2 separate regions of the Homo sapiens genome follow, and region 1 is linked to region 2. A link is a loop called in an ENCODE intact Hi-C map of the cell type or tissue named here. Cell type or tissue: PC-3. All regions are shown on one strand. Each heading gives the region's core, and the rest is flanking DNA. Links, peaks and the distances in the headings are about the cores only. Region 1 overlaps LGR4 (leucine rich repeat containing G protein-coupled receptor 4). Region 2 holds the start of LOC124902651 (a long non-coding RNA gene).

Region 1 (8,000 bases), core at 1-8,000, 200 kb after region 2:
ATAATAGAGTGCTTTCTTACTAATGGCAATTTCCCTTTCCCCTTATGGAGAGGTTGAAGACTAGATAATAAAGCCAGAAGACAGTGACCACAGCCTCCCATTCACTCATGTTCCTACCTTCCCTTTGCAGAGGTGGTTACCAGATGGCCTGGCATTGGGCTCCCGTCAAGTCCTGCCTGAAAAGTACTTCGAGCACCACCATTCCCTTCTGACCAACATTTATCTACCCCTCAGCAATGTTTTCTCCTCTTCCTCTTTCTCTCTCTCTCTCTTTCTCTTTTTTGAGACGGAGTTTCATTCTTGTTGCCCAGGCTGGAGTGCAATGGCAGGATCTTGGCTCACTGCAACTGCCGCCTCCCAGGTTCAAGCGATTTCTCCTCCTGCCTCAGCCTCCCAAGTAGCTGGGATTACAGCCATGTACCACCACACTCGGCTAATTCTGTATTTTCAGTAGAGACTGGGGTTTCACCAAGTTGGTCAGGCTGGTCTCAAACTCCTGACCTCAGGTGATCCACCCCCCTCAGCCTGCCAAAGTCCTGGGATTACAGGTGTGAGTCTGAGTCACCAGGCCTGGCCCTCCTTGTTTCTTTCTATACCTACTTTTGAAGACACACATAGGAAGTATCACAGGTGGTACCCAAACACAGCCAGGCTGCTTCTCCTGGGATGCCATTCTATTCCCTCAAATGGATGGATCACCACAGTGCCGCATATGTGTAAAGAACACTAGGCACAACCACCAGCCCATGATACTGCCTCCAGAGAAAGCATTTCTAGTTCAAAACTGAACTAAGGCATTTAACAGGATGTGAGTGACATTCTTTTATTAAATGTAATTTGAAATCAGCAAGCTCCAAAATTTTGGCAACTACTTTTTTTTTTTTTTCTTTTTGAGATGGAGTGGAGTCTCGCACTGTCTCCCAGGCTGGAGTGCAGTGGCGTGATCTCTGCTCACTGCAACCTCAGCCTCCTGGGTTCAAGCAATTCTCCTGCCTCAGCCTTTGGAGTAGCTGAGATTACAGGCGCCCACCACCATGCCCAGCTAATTTTTGTACTTTTAGTAGAGACAGGTTTCACCACGTTGGCCAGGCTGCTCTCAAACTCCTGACCTCAGGTGATCCACCTGCCTCGGCCTCCCAAAGTGCTGGGATTACAGGCATGAGCCACCGCACCCGGCTGGCAACTGTTTTAAAAAGCAAAATACATACTTCTTAAAGTCCTGAGCCATATATTTATTAATATGTCAAGGGCTGACTATGTGTTCAGAACTATGTTGGCTCCTGTGAGAAATAAAAACTGAAAGAGGTACACTGGTTCCCATGTAGGGGCATTTGGTATCAATATATGTAATAAAAAACTATCATTTGTGTAGTACTTCTCATTTTCGTCATCCTATTATTATACAGGTTGAGCATCCCTAATCTGAAAATGTGAAATCTGAAATGCTCCAAAATTTGAAGCTTTTTGAGTGTTGACATGCATGACACTCAAAGGAAATGTTCATTGGGTATTTTGAATTTCAGATATTCAGATTTAGGATGCTCAAGCGATGTAAATATTCTAAAATCTGAAAAAATCTGAAATACAAAACACTTATGGTCCCAAGTATTTCAAATAAGGGGTACTCAACCTACTGGCCCTCAAAACCACCCTGTGTCATGGGTCAAGCAAGCTTATCGCCCCCTACTCCTCCTGCTTTTTTTGTTTTTCTTTTTTAACAGATAAGGAATGTGAGCCTGTTTCCTACGTGCCTTCTCCAAAGACCTACAGCACCTAAATAATGTAAATCCCAGGAATAAAACAATGTAAATAAACTAATGTAAATCCTAGAAACAAAAAAGTGTTGTTTTGTGTTATTTTCTTTTCCTTTTTTTTTTTTTGAGAAGGAGTCTCACTCTGTCGCCCAGGCTGGAGTGCAGTGGTGCAATCTCGGCTGACTGCAACCTCTACCTCCCAGGTTCAAGCGATTCCCTTGCCTCAGCCTCTTGAGTAGCTGGGATTACAGGCGCCCGCCACTATGCCTAGCTAATTTTTGTATTTTTAGTAGAGACGGAGTTTCACCATGTTGGCCAGGCTGGTCTCCTGACCTCAAATGATCCACCCACCTTGGCCTCCCAAAGTGCTGGGATTACAGGTGTGAGCCACCGCGCCTGGCCTGTTTTGTGTTATTTTCTACCGTTGACTTCAAGAGGACCGGAGGATATGGTTACTTTCTTAGTGAATAAAGAGGGCTAACAACTAATAGCATCCTTTATAGTTCTGCTTCGACACTGTTGCTATCAGTATAAACCTCATCTAAGAAAGCACATCAGAACAGTCCTATATCAACTAATGATGTACTACCCCATTTCTTCACATACTAGGGAAGACTTTTGCATCTTCATATAACTCTTATGAAAGTATATGTAAAAATTTTATATGTTTTAAGAATATACATGAATTAAGAAACCCTTATTATGGAAATTCTCAAGGTTTTAGAATAGCTTTCATTTGCTGAGAAGGGAGAAGTTATTTCACACATATTTCATATTATATATTTCCATTTAAATGCACAACAATGAAAGCAGTAATGCTTAACAAAAAATAAGTACGTTTCTGCTAAAACTTGGTTTATAGGCCATCTAGAACTCTTCTACCTACTAAAGAGCTTTATATTCAATTCACGGAAACTTTAAGTTCCACCTGCACCGAATTGGCCTTTGCGTCTCCCACTTCTTACAGGAACCCATGGAATACTTTATTTTAGAGGTAAATCAGTAAAAACCCAGGCAACAGTTATACTTCCTGAGCAAAGTTATCCTGACAACCTAGTCATTTACCCTCTGGCAATAAACACATGCAATATCCACCCATGTGAGGAAATAATATGTTCCAGCTTTAAAAAAAAAATACAGCTAACGTCAACCAACAAATATTTATTGAGTTTTTACTACAGGCTAAGTACCCTAAGCATGGCAAAGGAGGTATTGAGTTTTCCCAGGACATTTCTCATTTCATTTCTTTTAAATAAGGACAGTTCATTAATCACAAACTTCAACAGAATTCCGTTTTTATATAGACTGATAAGGTTTCTTACATCAATCAATTCAAAATGAGAAGAAATCCTTTGTCTTAACCCCTCCCTCAATTTCAAGTTCAAGAATGTGGTAACTGTCACCAAGGTCATATAGAAGTGTGACAACAGGCCCTGCCCTTCCTTAGAGAAAAGTCAATAGAGTTGAGGGGATAAGTACACACTGACACACTTGAAGCACGAAATAACAAGGCATGCAATACGCTGCTAAGTGGTGAGAAGTAGAGAGTGCAAGAGGGGCTTGGAAAAGGAAGATCAGAGAAGGCTTCATATGGCAGAAAGGGCTCAAAATGGCTCTATAAAAATGGGTAAAATGTGAATATAGAGAGGTACTCTGGCAGACAGACCCTGTTGGTTGCCCACCTAACACCCATTCACGCCTTCCTGGCAGAGCCTATATTTGTTCAAATATCCTCCCGTCCACATGACTCAGCTCCATGAGTAAATACCAACTGGCCTTAACCCTTCCTGCTGGTCCCATTCCAGTAATTGGTTTAGGGATAGACCTGTGACCCCAGCTCTGGTTAATGAAGTGAGAGGAAGTTTACTAGGGATTTCTGAGAAAGACAGCTCTACTCCTAAATGAGAACGCATTAGAAGGATGACCCTTTTCTCCTTCTAGGTGCTTTCCTGTCTGAATATTCTATGTGGAGTGATAACAGGATGGTACAGACCCTCCTGGGGAAGAGCACACTAGAAAGTAAGGAGATACCCTGGGTTCTTGACGACGTGGCTGAGCAACTCCATAAATCAGCCCTGGAATAGTTCTACCACCTTGTCATGTAAGATAATATACTTCCTTACTGTTTAAAAGTTACTTTTAATTGAGTTTTGTCACTTGCTGCCAAAAGCACCTTAACTGCCTAAATGATAACTACTCTTCTTTTCTTACCTAGTAATAAAGTAAGAAAAGATTTTAGTCCAGGCAACAATATACCCAGCTCAAAGGTCCTGTTTCCCAGCATCCCCTGCCGTTTGGCCATGTGACTAAGTTCTAGCCAGTGAGATGTGAATAGAAGCATTGTGCGGTATGCTCAAGATGCCTTCTTAAAGAAAGCTGGCTACTGGGAACTATGCCCCTCTTTATTCCCTACTTCATCCTATCTACTGCTGAGGATAGGGTTTTGATGGCTGCAGCTCCAGTACACAGTCATCTAGTGATCTTGACGTAGAAGCAAATACACAAACAACTACAGAGCAGAATGTCAGGGCCTACGTCTCTGCTAACTTTGTGATGCATCATAGCAGCTCCAGGTCACCAGGCTGCAGATTTCATATTCAGGTAAATAAAATAAAGCCTGATGTGTTTAAAGACACTGTTACTTGGAGTTTTCCCTTATAAACAGCTAAATCTAATTGTAATGTAAGAATTTAGGAAAAGAGCTAAATTTGGCAAGCCACACTGTAATAAAAGCAGCACAATTAAAGACAGTACATCCAATAAACAAAGACTAGATAGGATAAGAATGTTCCACAGCTGGGTGCGATGGCTCATGCCTGTAGTCCCAATACTTTGGGAGGCCAAGGCAGGAGGATTGCTTGAACCCAGGAGTTAGAGACCAGCCAGGGCAACCCCATCTCTACAAAAAATACAAAAATTAGCTGGGCATGGTGGCATGTGCCAGCTACTCAGGAAGCTGAGGTGGGAGGATCTCTTGAGCCCGTGAGGTCAAGGTTGCAGTGAGCTGCACTGCATTCTAGCCTGGACAATAGAGTGAGACCCTGTCTCAAAAAAACAGAAAGTTTCTAAAACTGCTGTTCATAACACCACCACAAAGCAAGAGACTTGTTACATAAAATGTGAATCATCCAAATGATAAAGCACTATGCATTTATTAAATGATGGTAAAAACTAGATGTATTAATATGTAAAATTATAATAAGGCAGATATAGCATAAGTGGTAAATATAGTAGGAGTCTATTTTTTAAAGGAAATTGTATACATATACTCAGAGAAAAGTTTGGAAACATGTACAAAATATTAACCATAGTTATCTCTCCATAGTAGGATAATGGCTCCATATCTTTCAAATATGATACATCTTCAAGATTTAAAAAACAGTATCCACTTATTTTTGTAATTGTTTTTTAAAAGTCCAGTTTATATTAAGCATTTTTATAACTATGATTTTTTTAAAAAGCTGAATGTATCTGTGATACAAATATTCTAGCATCTCTAAAATGATCATCTTTGAAGTATGCATATAGTCCAAACTAACAGGTAGTGAACAGGGGAAAATGATGAACAAATTCTAAGTCAAAGGTCCTACTAAAGCACATATTTATTGTATTGAATAAGCATGGCTTGACTAAGAGTGGTCAATGTATGAAAGAATGACTTAGCCTATTTTCTTGCTGGAAAATTGAATCCTGCTAGTAGAAAATCAAATACATTTTCATTTACTTACAGTCAGTACTATATTTAGCCAAATAATAGTCAGTATTGATTAAAATAAATAAATGAGCCAGCAAACCATGGTTTCATTTGCCTCGCTACACTTTTGGAACCCCATGCCAAACACTATAATACTGAACCACTTGATTCTCCTGTTTGATTTCTACTAGTCTCCTATGAAGTCCTGATTTATCAAATCCAAATTTTGAGTCCATCACATCTTTCATCACCTTCGTTCCTGGGCTGCTAAGCACTATGGGACAAAATTAAAGATCTAGTTGGTTTCACTACAAATTTATACTATCTAAGCCCAACTGAGGGCTTACGATTCTTCAATAATACTTTGTTCATTTCAGACTGGCCCAATTAAACAAATGTTTCCCACAGTATGCCTAGTCCCTAGATCCTAGTGGCCAGTGAATAACTATGGTTTCTTTCTGCCCAGCAGGTCTTCCTTTCTCTTTTCTTCTGCTTCCTTTGGGGAATTCCCAACTCTAAGCAGTCCTATTAGGATGAGTCCAAAACCCAGGTTGCACCATACCATCTCAAACAGAGTGATGGTGCAAGGACAGGCATACGAGGTCAGTCTGGCCAATCAGGATCCCCCTAGGAGTTTTGCAGTGAGGAACACTTTTAGATATTTATTTTGGGTGCCTAGAAGCAACAATGTACTGAAAGGTGTATTTCCCCACTCTATGGAGACAGGCTATTTGCAACAGGAAAGAATGAAGCCAGAACACAAAAGTAGAGACAACTGAAGCTAAGAAATGGAAAGCATGAGAAAACTCTTGTAGCTTTTAAGCCTCGAGATCCAGTAACATATGAAGCCAACTCCACTTCTGGACTGTCTAGTTCTATCTACATGCAACAATAAATCCTCTATTATGCCTCAGCTGGGTTTCTGTCTCTTAAACCCAATAGACTCCAGTCAAATGCAGTACAACTTCTAAGCTTTAACCACTCTCCAAAAACCACCTATTAGCAGTCCCCAAATGTCTGTTTCCTGATGAGCTTCTTTACCCAAAGTCACTTTCAACAACTTACTGAAATGATTCCAAAAATACTTAAAGAAGTCAAGGCCCTTTCTCACTAGTCATGGGCATCTTTCTCCAGCATGTCAGTGTTGATCTCTCATTTCTTTGTGAAAAACCTCTCCTCCCACAGCTCCTGGGGCAGAGTTCTGCCCCAGTTCTCCTGCTCCTCCGGCACTTGGTCTTCTTCCCACACCCTGATTCAAGTGTTTCCCAAGGAGTTGTCTTTGGCCTTCTTCCCTTTTCTTCTACCCTCTCTCCCTTGGCAAGCTCTTTCAATCTAATGTTTCCAGTAATGACCTCAAAATAAAAGACTCCTAAATCTATACCCACGATACACTATTCTATAATCTATGCCCTTCGATCTCTATCCTGGACTCCACTCCTGAATTTCCAGATGCCTCCACCCATATCCCACCTGAACTCCACATGTATGTTAAAAACAGCATTTAATTATCTTCTCTTCTAAAAAAATTTCTCTTTCTGCATTATTGCTAATTTTCGTCAAAGCACCACCAGACTCCTGGTAATCTTAAAATTCATTGTTAATGATGTTACCCCTATCATCCCAGCCAAGACATTCTCTTGATTCTATTTCCATAACATCTTTTGAATAGGTGCCCTCCTCCCTATCCCTGCCTCCCATCTGCCCTAATTTGGATTCTCATAATTCTCACCTAGACGATTGCCAGTGGCATTTTCATTTCTCCCTGAACTCTCTCAATTTCAAACTCTCTGCTATGAGACTACATTTATTGAAGGTCATATCTGAACAAATCATTCCCTAGCTCAAAAAAACTTCAAGAGTCACTCAAGAGTTTAAAGTCTGTTTCAGTCTGCCAAAATGTCCTTAGTCTAGCCCTAAGCTCTGCGTATCTTTTCCATAACTTCCTTTCAATAATTCAAAATTGCAACCAAACCAACCATTTTTACCACCTATCCCAGTCTGTGTCCCCATCTTTGCTCATGCTCCTCTGCAGGTCTTTGTACATGTCCTCTTGAATAACTCCCCCTATCCCCTCTAGGCTCTCCAGAAATGCCATCGTTCCTTCTTGCTAGAAGTAATTTTCCTTCCAATTTGAATTCCCATAGCGAGTATACTATCCCTCTCCCTTGAAAGCAAGAATCTCATTTGATCCAGCACTGAACATAGTGGTTCAGCCAACAAAAGTTTGTTGAATTTACTATACATTGTCTAGCAAGTCCTTCCTCACCCTCTCCACATCTACAGGGGCATAGGCAGATCTGGGATTGACACCCAGCTTATAATGAGCTATGTAAACTTGGGTCAGTTACTTAACCTCTCTGATGAAAAGCTTCGGCTCCCAATCAGCAAAATGGGAATAATGATAGCTCACAGAGTTTTATGAGTTAAAATAAAACAAAACAATGTTTTCTAGAAGGGCCTATACGGCATATTAGCACAAACTCCCTTATGATTTATCTGTTTTCACCCTTAATCTCTACTCTGAGAGCTCCCCAAATGACACACTATAGGCA
Region 2 (10,215 bases), core at 1,154-9,153:
ATCTAAGAAGCTGTTGCAAGTGTATAATGACACTTCGGGGTACATTTGAACTTCGGTCCAGATGATTCAGGTATGCAGGCAGACTACTTCTATTCCTTGAGGTTTGTAGCAAATTACAAAATATATATATGCCAAAATAGTTTTTGAAATTATGATATGTGTTAAATTTTTGTGTTTAACAAAGGTATACTTCTAATGTTCAAAAATACATGCTATGTACTTACGCTGTTCAAAAATTAATTTAGGATTTATGTAATACGTTAATTCACAGTATACTGTAGGCATTTTGTTCAGTAATGGCATATAGGTTTAATTATGAACATCTTCCTCTTTCAAACCTATGTGTGCATTTCTAGACAATGTTAAAAGCCCAACTTAGAAAGCTTTAGGCCTCTGTGCAGCTGAAAGCCAAATGACCTCCCTAACTCCCAAGGTCCCTCTAACTCTGATAGGCCCTAAGCAAGACTTTCACAGGTCAGCAGTCTACTAAGTGGAAACATTATTCATTCATTTTTATTGCAAGTGTTGTTCATCTGTCTAGTGAAGCTTAATTGTCATTATTTACAAAGAATAAATGACTGCTTGGGAGCTCTGTGTACCCCAGTGAGCCTTGGACTGATTAGCAGGCTTCCCTGTAGGATGATCAGTCAGGGGGATCCCCTAAGTTCCTCAACGGGGAAGTCATTTGTCTAGGGCCATCCAATTTCTTTAGAGAATAGCCTTTCAATGTGCCTGCCTTGGGGATAGAACCTAGCTCCCAGGAGTTTCACTGCAAAGGTAGAGGGCCACCTGCTCAGAAAGCAGACTTTCTATTAAACTTCTTATTTCCAACACCACTCCTTACTCCTACTCCTACTCCTTATACCTCTGTTTTTAATTTCCTGATCTTTGCCCACATTCTAAAGGAAAGATGAGCCCTCTCTTCAGCTGAAGTGTGTAAGCTATAGTTTCCTGTCTCTTGTAGCTTCAGCCTTCCTTACACCTTCTAGAAATGTGTTCTCTCTCTGCCAGGAACATGCATTCCCAGAGATCTCATGACTGGTGCCCTCTCATCATTCAAGTCTTAGCTCAAATATCACCTCCTCAGGAAAGTCTCCTATCTATAGTAGCTCTCCATCCCCAGCCCCCTCCACCTCCACCTCCACACCCTGACTCCTGTTTTTCATAGGGCATTTGTCAATTACATCTCGCTCATTCATTTGTTGATCCTCTTCACTCCCCAAACAATTCATTTTCCAGGAGAATACAAATCTTGTTTGTAAAGTTGTGCATTATCATCAGACTTTAGGCACCTGGCAAACAGTAGGTATTCAATAAATGCTGGTTAAATGAATAGAATCACTCATTTGTTCATTCAACAAACATTCATCAAAAGTGTATTTGGTACCAGGAATTGTGCCTATAAAGGAGAATTTCATTCATTTATGAAGTGTCTTCCTGCCTCTCTACCACTTCCTGCCTCCTCTGCCCATACTCCCCCTCAGTCCACACACACACACACACACACACACAGAGGCTGGCCTCTGTCTTTGCTGCCATGTGGCTGGCCCAAAATAAAGAAACCCAAAAATGGGTTGACCTTGTACCCATGGCCAACTGTAATGCAGAGCAGACGGTGGCAGCCAGCCAGACAATGGAAGCTGAATGTTTCCTGGGCTCAGCCTAGCAAATATTCAACTGTAATAAAAGCCACGGTCCAGTGAGCAATTAGAGAAAGATGCCCAGGTGTCACTGGAGAGGGTAGTTCTTATTTACAAGAACACATGGAGCCTGGTGAGCAGGCAGCCCTCCTCCTTGGCCTTGACTTTATCACAGCAAACAGGCCTGACCAAGAGCTTTCCTTCAGACACTTGCAGCTGGCTGGGAAATGAGTGTGATAGTAAACACATGTTGCTTCGCTTGTGACCTGACAAATCAGATTACCTGCCTCAGACACACACAGGGGCTTTATAGTGAGGCTATCTAAAAATCAAGCTCTCTGAATGTACAACTGGTTTGTTGTTGTTTGTTGGGGTCTGAAATTACTCAGAACACCTTGCAGTCACGTGGAACAGAATATATTTTATTTTATTGTCTCCCATTCCAACGGAGCTAACACTAGCCTTGTTTGTGTCAAGGAACCCAAACATTATCATTCAAAGGCCGTATTCACAAACGAAGTGGGATGGCCATAAAACTGATGACCTTGCTGCTTCTGGAATCTCATAAAAAGTTTCCAAGCTGCTCCTCCCCAGAGCAAATAAGGGCGTTGCAGTTGCTAGTCCCCTGGCAGGGTTCCAGCTGGGGCTATTACATTCCTCCCTCATAAATACAGACTTGTCGGCCTGACAGGGTGCTTAACTCTGGAGGTGCTGCTGTGTTTGGAGCATTTAAACCCAGAGGCAGGGGCGACGCAGAAAAAAAAAAGGCATCAGAGTTGTCGGGGAGCAGGTAGGGAATGGTGAAAAGAGGCAACACTGATTGAGAAGATGTCATGTGCCAGGCACTGTGCAAATGATTATGTATGCATTTTCTCATTCAAGCTTTGTAACTTATTCATAGGCCAGCCCTCAGTGGAAAGCGTTAACCCATGTGCCCATGTATTGAAGGTCAAAAGACACATGCCAACTACATTTGGCATTTTTGTTGGGGTCACAGTGGATATTGTTTATTAACTGTGTGTGTTTCCCAATGGTCTTTGTGGTGGAAATGGCCCACTGATACAAATGCAAGAGCCAATGGGCCATGTGTCTGGGTAGGGCTTCCAGGAATCTATTGTTTGAAGCTCTTTGAATGATGATGATGTGAAACTTAGAAGAACCATTTTATGATCAAAAGGGTGGGCCGGGCGTGGTGGCTTACGCCTGTAATCCCAGCACTTTGGGAGGCTGAGGCGGGCAGATTACCTGAGGTCAGGAGTTTGAGAGCAGCCTGGTCAACATGGTGAAACCCCGTCTTTACTAAAAATACAAAGATTAGCCAGGCATGGTGGTGTGTGCTTGTAATTCCAGCTATTTGGGAAGCTGAGACAGGAGAATCGCTTGAACCCAGGAGGTAGAGGTTGCAGTGAGCCGAGACCACGCCACTGCACTCCAACCTCGGCAACAAGAGTGAAACTCTGTCTCAAAAAACAAACAAAAAAAAAAAAGTGGGGTGAAAAATGGCAAAACACACAGAAGAGGCTGAAATATGGATAGCACCATGGATACGTTCCCTCACCCCAATCTGCCTGTGCTGGGCTCCTTGTCACCATGAAAAAATAAACCCTTCCTTGTTATGCTGGACACTCTAAGGTGGCCCCCATGATCCCCACCTGCTGGTGGTCATGTCTGTATGTGCTCCACTCCCCTTGAATATGGGTAGGGCCTGTGACTTGCTTCTAACCAGTGTGGCAAAGGGGACGGAATGTGACTCTGCTGCTTATGTCATGTTATGCAAAGCTTCTTCTTAGCAGGCTTACTCTCGAGATTCTCCCTGCTGACCTGATGAAGTAAGCAGCCTTGTCGGGAAAGCCTACATGGCAAGGAACTGCAAATGGCCTCTAGGAACTGTGAGTGGCCTTTAGGAGCTGAAGTTGGCCTCCAATCAGCAAGAAGCCAGGGCACTTAGTCCTACTGCAGCAAGGAAATACATTCTGCCAACCATCTGAATGAGCTTGGAAGTGGATTCTTCCCAAGCCAAGCCTCCATATAAGAATGCAGCCCACCTGACACATTCATAACAGCTGAGCAGAGGACCCAATTAAACCGTGCCTGGACTCTTCATCCACAGAAACTTCGAGATAATCAATGCATGTTGCGTTAAGCCATGACGTTTGTGATAATTCGTTATGCAGCAATAAATGACTAACACACTCCTTTACACAGCTCTAGTCAGCTTTTCTTTATGTGCAGCCAAACTGATACATAGTTGGTGGATACACAGATGATCATCTAGGGAGACCTCCCAAAATGGGAGGAACGGGAACTGATGCTTAGAGAAGGTAGAAGAGCAGGGATTGTCAGCAACTGAAGAGACAGCTGCAGTCTTAGACATTTTTCTCCCAAGAGAAAAATTGGGTATTCTCATTCAGAAGGCCTTTAGCTGCTAACTATGTAGATGCTCTCCAAAATACCATAAGTGATTAAGAACTAGGAAAAAGAAAGTTTGTTTGATAAACCTTTGGAGTAAGTCTTTCACTGATTAAGGTAGGAGAGTAGCAGTTTCTTTTGATATTCAAGGCTCTTTGTAAGCAATTGGCTGCCTTCCATTCAATTATCAAGATGTGCCATAATTTACCAAGTCCTTCCTCTAATCGCAGACTATTTGAGATGCCTTCCATCTCTAAGATTTTTTTTCTTTGAGACGGAGTTTCACTCTTGTTGCCTAGGCTGGAATGCAATGGCACGATCTTGGCTCACGGCAACCCCCACCTCCCAGGTTCAAGTGATTCTCCTGCCTCAGCCTCCCAAGTAGCTGGGATTACAGGCAGCAGCCACCATGCCTGGCTAGTTTTTAAAATATCTTTAGTAGAGACGGGGTTTCACCACGTTGGTCAGGCTGGTTTTGAACACCTGACCTCGAATGATCTGCCTGCCTCGGCCTCCCAAAGTGCTGGGGTTACAGGCGTGAGCCACTGCGCCTGGCCCCATCTCTAAGATTTTTAGATTTGTTGGAAATAGTTATGAAATCCGAACATAGCAATACAATACCAGCTGGCATCTTATGAGCACTTACTCTGCAAAGTGCTGTGTCAAGCCCTTCACTTGGATTATCTCTTTCATGCTCACATCCATCTTGCAAGGTAGGAATGATTATTACCCCCACAAGACAGAAGAGAATACTGAGACTCAGAAAGGTTCAGCAGCCAGCCAGAAGGGGGCGGGGTTCAAACGCAGGCAGCAGCCTCCATACCCAAGGTGTTTAAACACTAGGTTATTCATTCAGTTGTAAAAGATGGAAAATAGAGAAAAATAGTAATAAAAAGGGGAAGGGAAAATTTTCCTTTACTCCAAACACCTAAGAACAACCACAGATAACTTTCTGATATATTTCCTAACAACACAGAAATTAGACTAAATATACAAATGTGTATCCTGTGTCTATTTTTTCAGTTATTGTAATGCTTTCAAGGCTCCTTGTAAGAACTGGCCACCTTCTATTCCATTGTCAAGATGTGCCATAATTTGCCAAGACCTTCCCCTAACAACAGACAATTTGAGATGCTTTCCATCTAGGGCTATTACTAATAAAGCTGCACTAAGCATCTTTGTGCATAAAGATTTTTCCACATTTGGAGTTTCCATATGAGGGTAGAATCCCCCAAGTGGTATGATCGAATCAGAAAGGATGAGTACACACTTAAGGGTATTGACACTCCCTGCTCTGATTGGCTCCAGTTCAACGATGCCACAAGAGGCTTTGGAGACAAGAGAAGGAAGACCTGCATCTCTCAAACAGGAATGGACCCCTCCCATGAACATTCCTGTCTTCAAAAGTGACATGAGGGACTATTTACCTTTAGAAGGCCAGATTTTTATTGTCCTCTGGAATACAGTGCTTCTTCCAGACGCTATAAAATTCAAGCCTAATATTTGGTAAACTTCCCTAGTGTTTGTGTTTCGTAAACTGTCTCCCAGCTGTAGCCTCAGCTCTCTTTATATGTTCCTAAATAAACACCAGGTCCTGCTCACTGCCTTCTGGTCAGAGCAGAACTCTGCTGTCACCCAGCCTCTTGGTTCTCATTGGTACCTACCATATTTTCCATTATTTTATAGATGCTCAAAAGGACAAAAGAAGTTTTTAACCCTACAGGCACAAAAATGTGCTTTGTTTTTTAGGGAAAATAAGTGAAACTTTAAAAAAAAAGTTTATTGTGATGGCTAAATGACCCAGGAAAAGCAGTTCTCATGCCATCTGTTGCAGCTCTGTTTTAAATTAGGATGATGGAGCCAGCTATTTGAATGGAAAGGGACCCTAGGGCACCTAGTAATGAAAATACCTAGCATTTCCTGAATGTTTACTGTGTGCCATGCACTGGGCTAAGTATTTCACATAGATTGTTTCCTATAACCTCAGCACAACCCTATCAGCTAGATAGACTAATTTTTCCTGTTTTACAGATACTGAAACAAAGAGACAGAGAGATAAATAACATTCCAAGGTCCTACAGCTATTTAGCCCTTTCATTAGAGCCACAATACATCTTAGAGACCAGTGAGGTCTTAACTCTGCTCTAGGGCTTCTAGGACCACTGCAGACACAAGGGCTGTCCAAGAAGGGAAAGTCAAAGAGAAAGGCCCCTACCCATCTTACTTTTCTTTCTCCCTGTGGTAGACAGAATAATGGCCTCCCAAAGATGTCCATGTTCTAACCTCTAGAATCTGTGATATGTTATCTTACATGGCAAAAGGAACTTTGCAGATATGACTAAGTTCAGAACTGGGAGACAGGGAGATTATCTAGGATTATCCAAGTGGGGCCAATCTAATTACACAGGACCTTGAAAATAAAGAACCTTTCCCAGCTGTGGTCAGGAGCTGTGACTGTGGAAGAATGATTAGAGAGATGCAATGTTGCTAATTTTGATGATGGAGGAAGGGCCATGAGCCCCAAAAGTGGAATTTCTAGAAACTGGAAAAGGCAAAAAAAAAAAAAAAAAGGCTGCTACCACAGAACCTCCAGAAAGGAATTCAGTCCTGCCAACATCTTGATTTTAGCCCAGTGAAACCCATCTGACTTCTAACCTGTTGAACTATAAAATGATAATCATGTGTTTTGTTTTGTTTTGAGACAGAGTCTCACTCTGTCTCCCAGGCTGGAATGCACTGACGCCATCTTGGCTCACTGCAACTTCTGTCTCCTGGGTTCAAGCAATTCTCATGCCTTGGCCTCCCAAGAAGCTGGGACGACAGGCATGTGCCACCATGCCCGGCTAAGGCTGGTCATGTTGGCCAGGCTGGTCTCAAAGTCCTGGCCTCAAGTGATCTGCCTGCCTTGTCCTCCCAAAGTGCTGGGATTACAGGCATGAGCTACCACGCCCGGTCCAATCGTGTGTTCTTTTGAACGACTTAATTTGTGGTAATTTGTTATGACAGAAATAGCAACTTAGTATACCCTTGTTTTAGGCAAATCATCTCCACTATGTTTTTGAGATTGCTTTTCAGTGTGATCGTTTATTTGGGAAAGAAAACAAAGGGGACTTTTCCTGTTTTTTTAAAAAAAGTTGAAAACTAATTCCTCTTTTTTCTCCCCCAGAAGAATAATGCTTATGCCTAGAGATAGAATGTGCTTTTTCTGTGGTCACACCATGACAAGGCAACAAGCCCAGTGTTTACTCAACTGCAGCCCCACTGAGTGCTCAGGAACCTCCTCCTCTGAGCCAGGGCTACAACTTTGGGCTCTGACGCATAATCTGGCACTAAATATTTGATGAAAAGCTTTGTCACTCAGCCATTCAACAAATATCCCCCAGGATGGATCAGACACTGTACCATGCATTGGCAATGAAGGGATGAATGCACCTCAGTCCCACCACTGGGAAACTCAGGGACTTACATTACAGTGACTAGAATTATGATATGCAGGGCAGGTTCTGTGGTTTGTTTGACCTCTCCAAACCTCATGCTGAAATGTGATCCCCAGTGTTGGAGGTGGGGTCTAATGGGAAGTGTTTGGGTCATGGGAACAGATCCCTCTCAATGGCTTGGTCCACTCCTCATGGTAATAAATGAGATCTTGCTTTATTCATTCCCACAAGAGCTGGTTTCTAAAAAAGACCCTGGCACCTCTCACCTCTCTCTCTTGCTTCCTTTCTCACCATGTGATCTCTGCACAGCCATCTTCCCTTCCCTTTCCTCCATGATTGGAAGCTCCCTGAAGCTCTCACCAGAAGCAGATGCTGGTACCATGCTTCTTGTACAGCCTGCAGAACCATAAGCCAAATAAACCTCTTTTCTTTATAAATTACCCAGCCTTGGTTATTCTTTGATAGCAATGCAAGCAGACTAAGATGGCAAGACAGATCACAGACAAAGGCTACCTAGCTCAGTCCTACCTAGCTCATTTCCAGGAAATGACATCTAAAATAAGGTGTGAAAGATAAGTGAAAACTGACCAAGCATAGAAGAAAAGAATATTGTTTTTTTGTAGAAGGAATAGCAGGGAGAGAAGAAATGGATAGCTTCCATGAGTCAAGAGAATGGATGAAACACAGGTTTTAAAGAGATGGTGGTCAGGATAGTTGAGATAAGAGAAGTAAACCAGAGTGGCTACAAAGGGCCTTACGAGCTAAGTTTAAAATTCACTTGAGTTTACTATCCCTGAATGTCCATTACCTCATTACAAGGGGAAGCCATGGAAGGTCTACTCTAAACTGACATAGAGAGATACCAAGCATGGGGCCAGGACAGAATAGGAACACAATAAATACCTGTTGATTCTGAATTCAAGCTGGTGATTCGTATAATCAAGGTATGTGAAAAGTGCAATGGGAGCAAGGAGGAGGGACGGGCTAGCTCTACCTGCAAGGGATGGGAAGATTCACAAGCAGGCAAAGTTGGCTTGGGCCTTAAAGGGTGAGTACGACAATGGGTGTGTTAAGTGACTTGTTATTTTTCTCTGCAATCTTCTATTAGCACATACTGACAGTCTTTGGGGTCCATCACACTCTCAAAGACCTTCATGCCTTGAAAATCCTGCAAATTCACACCTCTATTTCTAGTTTTTTATTTTGTACTAATGATGTATTATCATACTATAATGTTGGACTAGCTTTCCAAAGGCATGCGGTAGAAACAGGCCCCATCCCCAACAACCTTCTTCCTTACCAACAAAACATTAGCTTTATTCAAGACAGAAAAGTGCCAGCCCTGGGTTGGTGGGGGTTAAATCGTGATTGACCTAAGTCAGTCATGACTATTTCATTAACATTTGCCAGACACTCACTTTTCCAGGCTCCCTTGCATCTAAGGGCAGTCATGGGACCCAGTTCTGGTCAATAATATTGTGGTCATTTAGGTATAAGAGTGAATCAGCTGGGAGGGCTTCTGGGATACTTTTGTTTCCTCACTGATAAAATGACATAGTCATTCCAAGAAAAGGATCTTTTGCCACTCCACACTCCCACTCCTTGTCACCTGTCTACTTTTGAATACTGTTGTAATATCTGGAGACACGGCAGCCATCTTGAAACCATGAGAAACAGGCAGAAGAATCAATGACCTACATAAATATAGAGATGAAAAAGTGCCCGTCAACTCAATAATACTGTGGAACTGCTGTTCTCACTTTAGACTACTTATCTCCAGACTTCCTATTATGTGAGATAATCAAAGTGATATGGTGTGGGCCACTATCCGTCAGGGTTTTATTACTTATAGCCAAATAGATTTTAAATTATATAGATGTTTCCAGAAAGAGGACTATCTTTCTTCTCACCAGGATTATGAAGCTCTAAGACTATTAATAAAATGGCCAACTAGCCACACAAAGATGCAAGATATTGTTTTCCCAATCCAGAAAGCAGAAAACTTTCTTCCTTTAATCTTCCCTTCCCAATGATGACTCTTCCTTGGCTGGGAGGAGATGTTTGCACTTCAGATTTCATACCTCCAAATATTACCTATTGCTTCATTGCCCTTTATATTTGGCCAGGCCTTTATTCATGGTGGCCATTCTGGAGACCCCAGCTGGTTAGGAAAATTGAACTTGTCAAAAATCAGAGTGAGATTCTCCTTGGCAACTGCAAAGGTAAGCTGTCACCAGCCCTGTCAACAGTCACAGCAGAAAGAGAGCTATTTATTCATCTAAGACCTTCATGAGTCACAGTCTAAACATTCTGCAAACCCTCCCCTGGCAAGTCATACCCTGCCCCAGTCTCTGGGGAGAATGCTTCCCACCCAGAGCCACTTCAACACAACAGACTCTTGGCTTTGGCTGTCTAATCTTTGGGCTGCACAAGTGGTCATGTTATTAATGACTCTGAGTCATCATATAGGGTATTTCATCTGGAGTGTGTGTAAAGAGGAGGAAGATGGAGGGCTACTGTAGCCCAGACAAGAAGTGAGGCTTCCCCTTGCTATGCCTCTACCTCACTGTGTACCCTTCAAAATGCAACCAATTTCTTGCATTATAATGCTTCAAATCTCTCCACTTCTTGGTGAACTCCTTTTTTTTTTTTTTTTTAATGAGATTGAGTTTTGCTCTTGTCGACCAGGCTGGAATGCAGTGGCGTGATCTCAGCTCACTGCAACCTCT

The links. Hi-C counts contacts between places; a loop is a spot of excess contacts. Peaks named below come from ENCODE experiments on the same cell type or tissue, not always from the same donor. Only the 100,000 strongest peaks of a DNase experiment are listed, where the experiment ranks them.
Region 1: it touches region 2 in a loop (3-fold over the local background); 5 of 110 quality-filtered maps call a loop at or near these places.

Annotation. Positions count from the first base shown.
Region 1 is chr11:27,398,641-27,406,640 of GRCh38, forward strand. The region is part of intron 2 of LGR4 (leucine rich repeat containing G protein-coupled receptor 4); the gene reads right to left. Among named protein-coding and RNA genes, the nearest start is that of CCDC34, 39 kb to the left of the region's middle. In PC-3, for the core only: no CTCF peak of the experiment used is centred there; DNase peaks (open chromatin) are centred at 3,211 and 3,511; H3K4me3 peaks cover 1,533 bases; H3K27ac peaks cover 2,824 bases.
Region 2 is chr11:27,199,913-27,210,127 of GRCh38, forward strand. All of the region lies in intron 2 of BBOX1-AS1 (BBOX1 antisense RNA 1), which reads right to left. LOC124902651 (a long non-coding RNA gene) reads left to right here and starts at 2,342. Exons shown (of 2, transcript XR_007062632.1): 1 at 2,342-2,430; 2 at 3,434-3,840. In PC-3, for the core only: a CTCF peak has its summit at 4,840 (motif pointing right); a DNase peak (open chromatin) is centred at 2,239; H3K4me3 peaks cover 728 bases; H3K27ac peaks cover 2,377 bases.